2 separate regions of the Homo sapiens genome follow, and region 1 is linked to region 2. Evidence: chromatin loops called from intact Hi-C (ENCODE). Cell type or tissue: endothelial cell of umbilical vein. All regions are shown on one strand. Links, peaks and the distances in the headings refer to the core of each region. The heading gives the core; the rest is flanking DNA. Region 1 overlaps LOC124901774 (a long non-coding RNA gene). Region 2 has its middle 20 kb from the start of GIMAP4.

What was found. Peaks named below come from ENCODE experiments on the same cell type or tissue, not always from the same donor. Only the 100,000 strongest peaks of a DNase experiment are listed, where the experiment ranks them.
Region 1: it touches region 2 in a loop (10-fold over the local background); 2 of 110 quality-filtered maps call a loop at or near these places.

What each region holds. Positions count from the first base shown.
Region 1 is chr7:150,674,778-150,680,162 of GRCh38, reverse strand. The region is part of intron 2 of LOC124901774 (a long non-coding RNA gene); the gene reads left to right. It also overlaps the pseudogene EIF2AP3. Among named protein-coding and RNA genes, the nearest start is that of GIMAP2, 8.2 kb to the left of the region's middle. In endothelial cell of umbilical vein, for the core only: no CTCF peak of the experiment used is centred there; a DNase peak (open chromatin) is centred at 3,222; H3K27ac peaks cover 1,908 bases.
Region 2 is chr7:150,584,552-150,589,936 of GRCh38, reverse strand. No RefSeq gene overlaps it. Among named protein-coding and RNA genes, the nearest start is that of GIMAP4, 20 kb to the right of the region's middle. RefSeq lists an enhancer at 3,232-3,411. In endothelial cell of umbilical vein, for the core only: no CTCF peak of the experiment used is centred there; a DNase peak (open chromatin) is centred at 2,966; H3K27ac peaks cover 3,373 bases.

The DNA.
Region 1 (5,385 bases), core at 208-5,207, 90 kb before region 2:
CTTGTAGAGTTTCTGCCGAGAGATCAACTGTTAGTCTGATGGGCCTCCCTTTGTGGGTAACCGGATCTTTCTCTCTGGCTGCCCTTAACATTTTTTCCTTCATTTCAACTTTGGTGAACCTGACAATTATGTGTCTTGGAGTTGCTCTTTTTGAGGGGTATCTTTGTGGCATTCTCTGTATTTCCTGAATTTGAATGTTGGCCTGCCTTGCTAGATTGGGAAGCTCTCCTGGATAATATCCTGCAGAGTGTTTTCCAACTTGGCTCCATTCTCCCCGTCACTTTCAGGTACACCATTCAGATGTAGATGTAGTCTTTTCACATAGTCCCATATTTCTTGGAGGCTTTGTTCATTTCTTTTTATTCTTTTTTCTCTAAACTTCTCTTCTCACTTAATTGCATTCATTTCATCTTCCACCACTGATACCCTTTCTTCCAGTTTATCGAATAGGCCACTGAGGCTTGTGCATTCATCATGTAGTTCTTGTGCCTTGGCTTTCAGCTCCATCAGGTCTTTTAAGGATTTCTCTGCATTGGTTATTCTAGTTAGCCATTCATCTAATTTTTTTTCAAGGTTTTTAACTTCTTTGCCATGGGTTCGAACTTCCTCCTTTAGCTCGGAGTAGTTTGATCATCTGAAGCCTTCTTCTCTCAACTCGTCGAAGTCATTCTCCATCCAGCTTTGTTCCGTCGCTGGTGAGGAGCTGCATTCCTTTGAAGGAGGAGAGGCTCTCTGATTTTTAGAGTTTCCAGTTTTTCTGCTCTGTTTTTTTCCCCATCTTTGTGGTTTTATCTACCTTTGGTCTTTGATGATGGTGACGTACAGATGGGTTTTTGGTGTGGATATCCTTTCTGTTTGTTAGTTTTCCTTCTAACAGTCAGGACCCTCAGCTGCAGGTCTGTTGGAGTTTGCTGGAGGTCCACTCCAGACCCTCTTTGCCTGGGTATCAGCAGCGGTGGCTGCAGAACAGTGGATATTGGTGAACCGCAATTGCTGCTTCCTGATCGTTCCTCTGGATGTTTTGTTGCAGAGGAGTACCCGGCCGTGTAAGATGTCAGTCTGCCCCTCCTGGGGTATGCCTCCCAGTTAGGCTACTCGGGGGTCAGGGACCCACTTGAGGAGGCAGTCTGCCCATTCTCAGATCTCAAGCTGCGTGCTGGGAGAACTACTACTCTCTTCAAAGCTGTCAGACAGGGACATTTAAGTCTGCAGAGGTTACTGCTGCCTTTTGTTTGTCTGTGCCCTGCTCCCAGAGGTGGAGCCTACAGAGGCAGGCAGGCCTCCTAGAGCTGTGGTGGGCTCCACCGAGTTTGAGCTTTCTGGCTGCTTTGTTTACCTTCTCAAGCCTCAGCAATGGCGGGCGCCCCTCCCCCAGCCTCGCTGCTGCCTTGCAGTTTGATCTCAGACTGCTGTGCTAGAAATGAGCGAGACTCCGTGGGCGTGGGACCCTCCGAGCCAGGCGTGGGATATAATCTCCTCGTGTGCTGTTTGTTAAGCCCATTGGAAAAGCTCAGTATTAGGGTGGGAGTGACCCGATTTTCCAGGTGCTGTCTGTCACCCCTTTCTTTGACTAGGAAAGGGAATTCCCTGACCCCTTGCACTTCCCAGGTGAGGCAATGCCTTGCCCTGCTTTGGCTCACGCACAGTGTGCTGCACCCACTGTCCTGCACTCCCCAGTGAGATGAACCCAGTACCTCAGTTAGAAATGCAGAAATCACCCGTCTTCTGCGTCGCTCATGCTAGGAGCTGTAGACTGGAGCTGTTCCTATTCGGCCACTGGCTCCTCCCCCATCTTGTCATTTTCTTACTCCAATATAGCTTTATTCCCATCACCTTCTCTGTGCTTTTACTAGTAAACATTATATTTTTCTATGTTATAGATTCTACAATACAATAATATACACATTGTTTTTTAAAGTTGCCTTTCAAATCAGTTAATAAAAGGGGAATAAATGTGAAAAAAAGAAAGAAGAAAAAGAAGAGAAAGAAAGAAAGAAGGAAGGAAGGAAGGAAAATTTTCTTATCTTGAAGTGTGATTGTATTCACAGCAACTCCTTCTTTTTCAACCTTAATGTCTGTTTCAACCTTAATGTCTCATTTTGAAATATATTTTCACTGAATATATTATTCTACAAATAGTATCTTACAATAGATTCTGTGCCTGGTAAAGGCTTACTCCTTGCTTCCAAGATGGTGCCTGTTTCCTGGTTTGAGGCAAAGTAACATTAGTAGTGAGAACTAAAATACAATCTAAAAGCTACTGGTGAGTTGGTAATAGGTAGTGCAGATGTTGACAAAACCATAGTTTTCTACTGTCAATAACAAACATGTTTCTATATTGCAACAAATAAAATGCTATAATGTAAATACTGAAGAGTGATCCCATTTATAATGAGTTGGGCCCTCTAGGAAAACTCTTGTCAAAGCAGCAATTCTCTACTTGCTGTGTGATTGTAAACTTGACTTTGGAACTGGCTCTTGTAATACAGTCTACTATAGCCTTCATACATATTACCACTGTATTCATACATATTACTACTGCAGGGGTTTGGAAATCAAGGGGACAAATTGTGGGGTGTTAAAAACCACAAACTTATTTCCAAACCTATGGCTTCAAATTTTACATACTTTGCTTGGTGCCCAGATAAAGAGCTGTACAATGTTTTTTCTGCATCCAGTGAGATGATCATGCAATTTTTGTCCTTCATTCTATTAATATGGTGTAATACATGACTGATACTTGCATACTGAACCTGTCTTGCAACAACTACTACATGTGCCCCCAGGTTATGTGTTAATAATGGGTGCGAGATTTTCCATTATACTAGCTCTATCTTGCACAAGAATATCACGCCATCAAATGCAGAAATCCTTAGTGAAAAATTCTGGACATAGTATTTCCAATAAGATCAATAACTTATCAAGCAGTTCTAAGTACCCTGTGAGGAGCCAATATTGCAATGACTTTTAGAACTCCAGTTAGAAGAAATGAACAAGTCGTTGATCTTAAGCTGCATGAGGAGGGGCCGCAGAGAATATGAAACTACAAGGGCAAATAACAAGCCATTTCCCAAAACATCCCCTAAGAACAAAGGAAGCATGAAGCCAGTCACTGCAAAACAGGAAACACACCCCAAAATTTGTTCTCTCAGCCAACATGAAGAGATTTTAAGATAGCGGGGAAAACATGAGAACCTAAGAAACTGAAAACAATCAAACAACTGAAATAACAAGCAGCAACTGGCAAACAGCTGGGAAAAAAAGCAGCTGTAGAAAATTCAAAAAGAGACAGCCCTTCTCCAGGAGCTAGAAGATTTAGAAATGAGTCTTTTAGATATTTAAAGAACATAAATTGCATGCCAGAAATCAGTGTAAATATATCTTCTCTTTAAACCTGATGGGGTACTCTAAACATTCTTACGCCCACACTTGATGATCATTTATAATGCATCCAATGTTCTGAATATATGGGGTTTTTAAATGTTTATTAAATGGACTTTTTCCACCTTTCAATATAATGTGGAAGGGGGTAGGAATGAGTTTTTTTAACCAAAGCTTGACAGACTAAAACAGAGATATTATTATCCACTAAAGAACAGACTCTCAAAGACACCAATAAAAGCATCTTACATTTTTTTAAAAGAGGAAGGAGCAAAAGGAAGAGTGATCAAAATCAGGAAGGAAGGCTGCATGCTGACTCTGCATGTTCTCTGCAGAATCTTCAGTAAAAGTTCCTGAAACTGAAACAACAGTAAAGGAAAAGTCAAATAGGAATAATTGTGTGTGTGAATACCAGGGTGTTTTTTTTTTTTTTTAAGTAACAGTAAAAACACCACATTTTAGGCTTTTGGAGTCTTGCACCAACAAAGAAACAGTGCATAATTCTGTAGGACTGAGGAGGTAAAGAAAAGGCTGAGGAAAAAGAGGACTCTTAGAAACAGTGGGGAAGATTTCAGGATTTTTCTTTCTTTTAAACTAGTACTATATTTATTCTTTTTCATTACCTTGTTCCTTTTTAAATTTTTATTTTTATTTCAATAGTTTTTGGGGTACAGGTGGTTTTTGGTTACATGGATTAGTTATGTAGTGGTGTTCTCTGAGATTTTAGTGCACCCATCACCCAAGCAGAGTACACAGGACCCAATGTATCATCTTTTATCCTTCATCCCCCTCCCAATCTTCCCCCCTCCCAGTTCCTCTGTCCATTATATCGGTCTCATGCCTTTGCATCCGCATAGCTTAGCTCCCACTAAGAAATGAGAAAATACACTATTTGGTTTTCCATTCCTGAGTTGTAAGTGGGATCTCCCAGGGCACCACTAGACAGGTCAAATAATGACATTGTTTTAGAAATGGGACTTTTAAGGGGCTCTAACTCCATTCAGCTGCCTTCAGTGGCTTCCAGGCTGCTAGTTTTCATAGTGATTTTAGTTTTTTGGTTTTCAAGGTTACTGCAGAGTGGGGGTAATGAGAAAGGGGCAGGTTGAAACATGACAGAACTCACTATTCTTACTATTTTTCTTGAATGAACACTCTCTATATTACTTCAAGCGTTGGGTTGATACACAGAGTTCTGAAAAACAAAAATAAAAACAAAAACAAAAAACAAAGAGTTGATTCTGACTATTTTTTGACAGTGTTCTCTATTTTTGTGGAGATTTTTGGAGGGCATTATTCTGCTATTCCCACTGACATCATCTCACAATTATATTTGTCTTATAAATATATAGCATTATGGTTGCAGTGTGAAAGGTAATTTGAGAGAAGCAAGCCTTGAAACAGGTTCAATCCAAAGAAGAAGTTGCAACAATCCAGTCCAGAAATGATGGTGACCATAACTCAAGTAGAGATAAGGAAAAAAAAAAGTGGATGCTCCAGAGAGATATGAAGCCTTTATAATACACAACTCTTTTATTATTTATTGGAAGAAAGAGTCAAGGCTTCTGGCATGGACAACTGGACAGATTATGGCACCATTTGCAAAATAGGAAACCCAGGAAGGAAGGGATGAACATCCAGTGGAGCCAAAGGTGGTGCCCGTGAGAACCTCATTACCCAGTGAAAACACAAATAGAAGAAAGACCAAAGGTGTTTAATGCATGCTCCAATACCCAGTAGACCTTGCAGTGTTGACTTGAAGCTATGGTGGCCAACAGGCAATGGGGAAAGGATTCCCTATTTAATAAATGGCACTGGGAAAACTGGCTAGCCATATGTAGAAAGCTGAAACTGGATCCCTTCCTTACACCTTATAAAAAATTAATTCAAGATGGATTAAAGACTTACATGCTAGACCTAAAACCATAAAAATCCTAAAAGAAAACATAGGCAATACCATTCAGGAAATAGGCATGGGCAAGGACTTCATGTCTAAAACACCAAAAG
Region 2 (5,385 bases), core at 94-5,093:
ACAGAAACTGGATGCCTTCCTTACACCTTATATAAAAATTAACTCAAGATGGATTAAAGACTTAAACATAAAACCTAAAACCATAAAAACCCTAGAAGAAAACCTAGGCAATACCATTCAAGACGTAGGCATGGGCAAAGACTTCATGACTAAAACACCAAAAGCAATGGCAACAAAAGCTAAAATTGACAAATGGGGTCTAATTAAACTAAAGAGCTTCTATACAGCAAAAGAAACTATCATCAGAGTGAAGAGGAAACCTACAAAATGGGAGAAAATTTTTGCAATCTATCCATCTGACAAACGGCTAATATCCAAATCTACAAGGAACATAAACAAATTTACAAGAAAAAAACAAACAACCCCATCAAAAAGTGGGTAAACAACATCCACAGACACTTATCAAAAGAAGACATTTATGCGCCAAAAAACATGAAAAAACTCATCATCATTGCTCATTAGAAAAATGCAAATCAAATCCACAATGAGATACCATCTCATAATACTTAGAATGGCCATCATTAAAAAGTCAGCAAACAACAGATGCTGGAGAGGATGTGGAGAAATAGGAACACTTTTTAAAAATATATGTATTTTTTATTAGTATACTTTAAGATCTAGAGTACATGTGCACAACATGCAGGTTTGATACATAGGTACACATGTGCCATGTTGTTTTGCTGCACCCATCAACTCCTCATTTACATTAGGTATTTCTCCTAATGCTATCCCTCCCCCTTCCCCCCACCCCACAACAGGCCCCAGTGTGTGATGTTCCCCACCCTGTGTCCATGTGTTCTCATTGTTCAATTCCCACCTATGAGTGAGAACATGTGGTGTTTGGTTTTCTGTCCTGGTGATAGTTTGCTGAGAATGATGGTTTCCAGCTTCATCCATGTCCCTACAAAGGACATGAACTCATCCTTTTTTATGGCTGCATAGTATTCCATGGTGTATAGGGGCCACATTTTCTTAATCCAGTCTATCACTGATGGACATTTGGGTTGGTTCCAAGTCTTTGCTATTGTGAATAGTGCCACAATAAACATATGTGTGCATGTGCATTTATAGTAGAATAATTTATAATCCTTTGGGTATATATACCCAGTAATGGGATGGCTGGGTCGAATGGTAATTCTAGTTCTAGATCCTTGAGGAATTGCCACACTGTCTTCCACAATGGTCAAACTAATTTATACGCCCACCAACAGTGTAAAAGTGTAGAAATAGTAACGCTTTTTCATTTTTATAGTAGAATGATATATAATCCCTTGGGTGTATACCCAAGAGTGGGAGTGTAAATTAGTTCAACCATTGTGGAAGATAGTGTGGCAATTCCTCAAGGATCTAGAACCAGAAATACCATTTGACCCAGCAATCCCATTACTGGGTATAAACCCAAAGGGTTATATATCATTCTACTATAAAGACACATGCACACATATGTTTATTGCAGCACTATTCACAATAGCAATGACTTGGAACCAACCCAAATGCCCATCAATGGTAGACTGGATAAAGAAAATGTGGCACATACATACCATGGAATACTATGCAGCCATTAAAAAAGATGAGCTCATGTCCTTTGCAGGGACAAGGATGAAGCTGGAAACCATCATTCTCAGCAAACTAACACAGGAACAGAAAACCAAACACTGCATGTTCTCACTCATAAGTGAGAGTTGAACAATGAGAACACATAGACACAGGAAGAGGAACATCACACACCGGGGCCTGTTGTGGGGTGGGGGGCTGAGGGAGGGACAGCATTAGGAGAAATACCTAATATAGATGACGGGTTGATGGGTGTAGCAAACCACCATGGCACGTGTATACCTATGTAACAAACCTGTACGTTCTGCACACGTATCCAGAACTTAGAGTATAATTTTTTTAAAAAGAATAAAATATTGGAAAGCAACATAGAGTGATGAAAACCAGACAAAAAGTAAAGGTGTTTAGATCCTCAAAATGAGGAACTACACGTGGCCACAGCCACATTAGAAAGACTGTTACTCTGAAAGTACTCCCCAGACCAAGGTTCAAGGGATGGGTAGAACTCTGATATCTAATATATCTATTTCCTGAGCCAACATCTGGAGAGACAAAACTCAGGATACACATCTGACTGCTTTATTTTTCTGCATTCCCCTCTGGCTCTTTTCCCCTAGAAGAGGATGTGGGTTTCCATATCTTATTACCTAGACTTCTGTATAAAACGCTAGTGTCTAGTAACCTGGAAACCTGGGCCTTGACATGGAAATTGGAGAAATGATAAAATGCAGACAATCCATTCTGAAGAAAGTACTCAGGCTAACATGGCTGAAAAAATTCTATTAATGTTTTTGAATGTTGGCAGCTGATTTTTCTATATGTCTATGAAGCAAATATTGCATTCTCAAAGAACCTCTAGCATTAGCATGCATTTAAGCTTGTTAAAATACAAACTTTCTGAGGAAGTAGGTGTAGAGTGGAACCTGGGAATTGGCATTCCTAACACCTAATGTTCAAGGCATTTCCCCTATTTCCAACATTCCTAGTAAATGACAGGGTGCCAAAGACCCTTCTCCCCTGCAGGATTCCGAAGGACATAGAACACACAAAGAACTCAATCAAATCAGGCAAAATACCGTCTTTTTACCAGAAGGATATGACTTTCTAATAAAGATGGAGTAGAGACCAGAGCTGGGACCAGAGCTCAAAGTAAGTGTCTTAATCCTCCTACTGGAACAGAAGGGAGTTATTCCCCATCCTGGGCCACCTGACAACCACAGAGTGACAGCCCCAGGAGAGAAAACCAACAGAATCTGACCCAGGCAGAGCTGCCAGAAGGAGACCTTCATTGGTGACTGTAGAGTGGAAAGAGAAAGCAAAAATGAAGGTCATGTCTGGTCACCACAGGGCAAAGGGGAAAGGACAGTCTGTTTCTTGTTTTTGGAAAGTTAAAACAATAGTAGGAAGTGCTCCAGTGGGTGTCAGGCTCTCTAACATCCTGGAATTGATCAGTCATCTGCATTCCTGAGAAGATGACAATTTATTAAGCAACTCCAGAGTTGTTTCCTCCTGGGTGTAGAGGGATAAACAGTTTCTCTTTCCAAGCCAGAGGGAGGAGAGTGAGCTTGGTATAGAAATGCCCAGTGCTGTCTTTGGTACCTTCCCCTGTAACTCAAAATCTCTAGGAAAGCTGCTGAAGCTTACATAATGCTGATCACTATTATGATGGTGGAAACTAGGCAGAAAACTGAACTTCAAGTGAATGAACTGCAAGTGCATGAAATGGGGTAAGACAGAGGACAGTGGCACACGCAGGAGGAAGTAGGGGAAGGATGAGGAAGTGAGTGCAGAAAGCTCCCTGCAGGAGGGAGTTTGGATTCTGTGTGCTGTGGAAATGCAGCTTGAGCCAAGTTTTACCATTCTCCAAGGGCAAGGGGGATGTACCACTGCCAAATGGGTGAAAAATATTTAACGAGTGCTTCACACACTCCAGGATATTGGAATCCAATGGTGAATAAGGAAGTGTTCTTCATCAGCCATAACTGTAGGAGACAGATAGCAAGTAGTCAAAATACAAGATCAAAACTACTTTGTCCTGGGTATACCCAGCATCAATGAGCATAAGTGTCTTGAATGGGCTAGGAAACATTTCCCACAAAAAGGTCAGATAGATGATGAATGCTGCTCTATGAATGCTTCAGCAGTGCCAAATCATCTTGTGGCTGACTGCCATGGTTATTACTTGAGACTGTCACTATGACAGTTACTACTGTTACTACTTGAGACCGTCATTACAAGACTGAATGAAGGGACGAACATAGAAATGAAAACTTAAGACAAAAGAAACCATTTTAAAGGAAAGGGAACTGGGGAAGAAGAAAAGGGCTCCCTGCTTCTAGTGAGCAAAGGCCGCCCCTGAGCTTCTACCACGCTTCGTATTTATTGGGTAGAATGACCAGGGAGCAGAAGGTAATGATTGGTCAGCTGCTTAATTGAACACAGGTTCACATTATTACTAACAGGCTTCAGATGTACCTAATCACAACAAACATTGCACTTGGCCGTCACTGCCCTCAGTATCCCTTCTGGGTGGAAGACACAGTTTGTCGGTCTGCCAACATTCTGCATTTGAGAAACAGTTTGCTGCCTACTCATATAGCCTCCAGTGGTATGCTGAATTGACCACGACCCTCAATCTTTTGTCCTCCAACATTTCTCCCTTTTTGTTTTTGAATTAATTGAATAAGGCAATTGCAAAATGTGCAGCCTTCAATTGCTGGTTGGTGGTTCGTTCGTCTTCACATTCAGATTCAACTGGCTCATGGCTCACACTGGGGGAACCAGGCCTGTGGCTGGGATCCATGGTTCCCTCCAATCTCCTGTTCCATGGTTGTACACACCTTGAGGGCACCCACATGGTTTGTTCATTTGCTGTGAAAACACAAGCATACCCTCGCCCCCACGTTAGTAAATCTAGCAAAGCAGAAGCAAAAAGTTTTTGTGGCTGTAGCCGGGAGGCATGCCGTTGCTGAAGCGTCTGCTCTGCAACCTGTAACTCAGCTTCTGTCTCTTTGGTTAATTACCGCAGGGTAAAACTTTCCATTGATAATGAGAGGCTGGCTCTTTCTGATTAACAGAAGGCACACAGAGAGCAAATCGAGGCTTATCCTTCTCCAGTCTCTCATTCCATCACCACCCAAAGAGAGCAGCCCAGGGAGCAGTGTGTGAGGGTGAACATTAGAAACATGAAAAGGAGCAGCATGAGAGTGAACAGCTTGTTGAAGTCCCAGAAACAAGTGAAACGGCCCTGGTTTGAATGCCTCTGACATATCTCCCCCTTTACAAGAGGACCCTTAATCCTAAGGGTTGCAGAGGGATGAAGATCTGTCTTCTGTAACTTCTTCAGGCTGAATAGGGGTGATGATATTCCTGCCTAACTATTAGGGTCTCTGTTTCTGCTTCAGAAGATAGTACAGGTGTCTCTACTACTGAAAAGGGCAGTACAGGCCAATTCTCATCCTCCCTCTCCTGCCCTCCACCCCCGGTGGGTTCAACGTGCAGGGCAAAAGACTCCTTTAAACCTTGAGACACAAAACACGAACCGCCCATCCAGTCTGAGACATGACAGAATCTCAGCACTCTGTTGAACACTTTGAGCTGTTCCTACTCCCACTAGGGATGTAGAAGATAGTTTTAGGGACCGAGATAGGGGCCAATTGTTTTTAGATATTACTGACACACTGACACATCAGCTCCTATATCCATAAGCCCATAAAACTTCTTTCCTTTGATTTGCACTGTATAGGTGGGTCTATTAGATGCCACGGGTTGTGATAGGTAAGTCTCTCTCCCAGTTGCACTTCCAAATCCCTGACCTCCTCACTTCTTCTT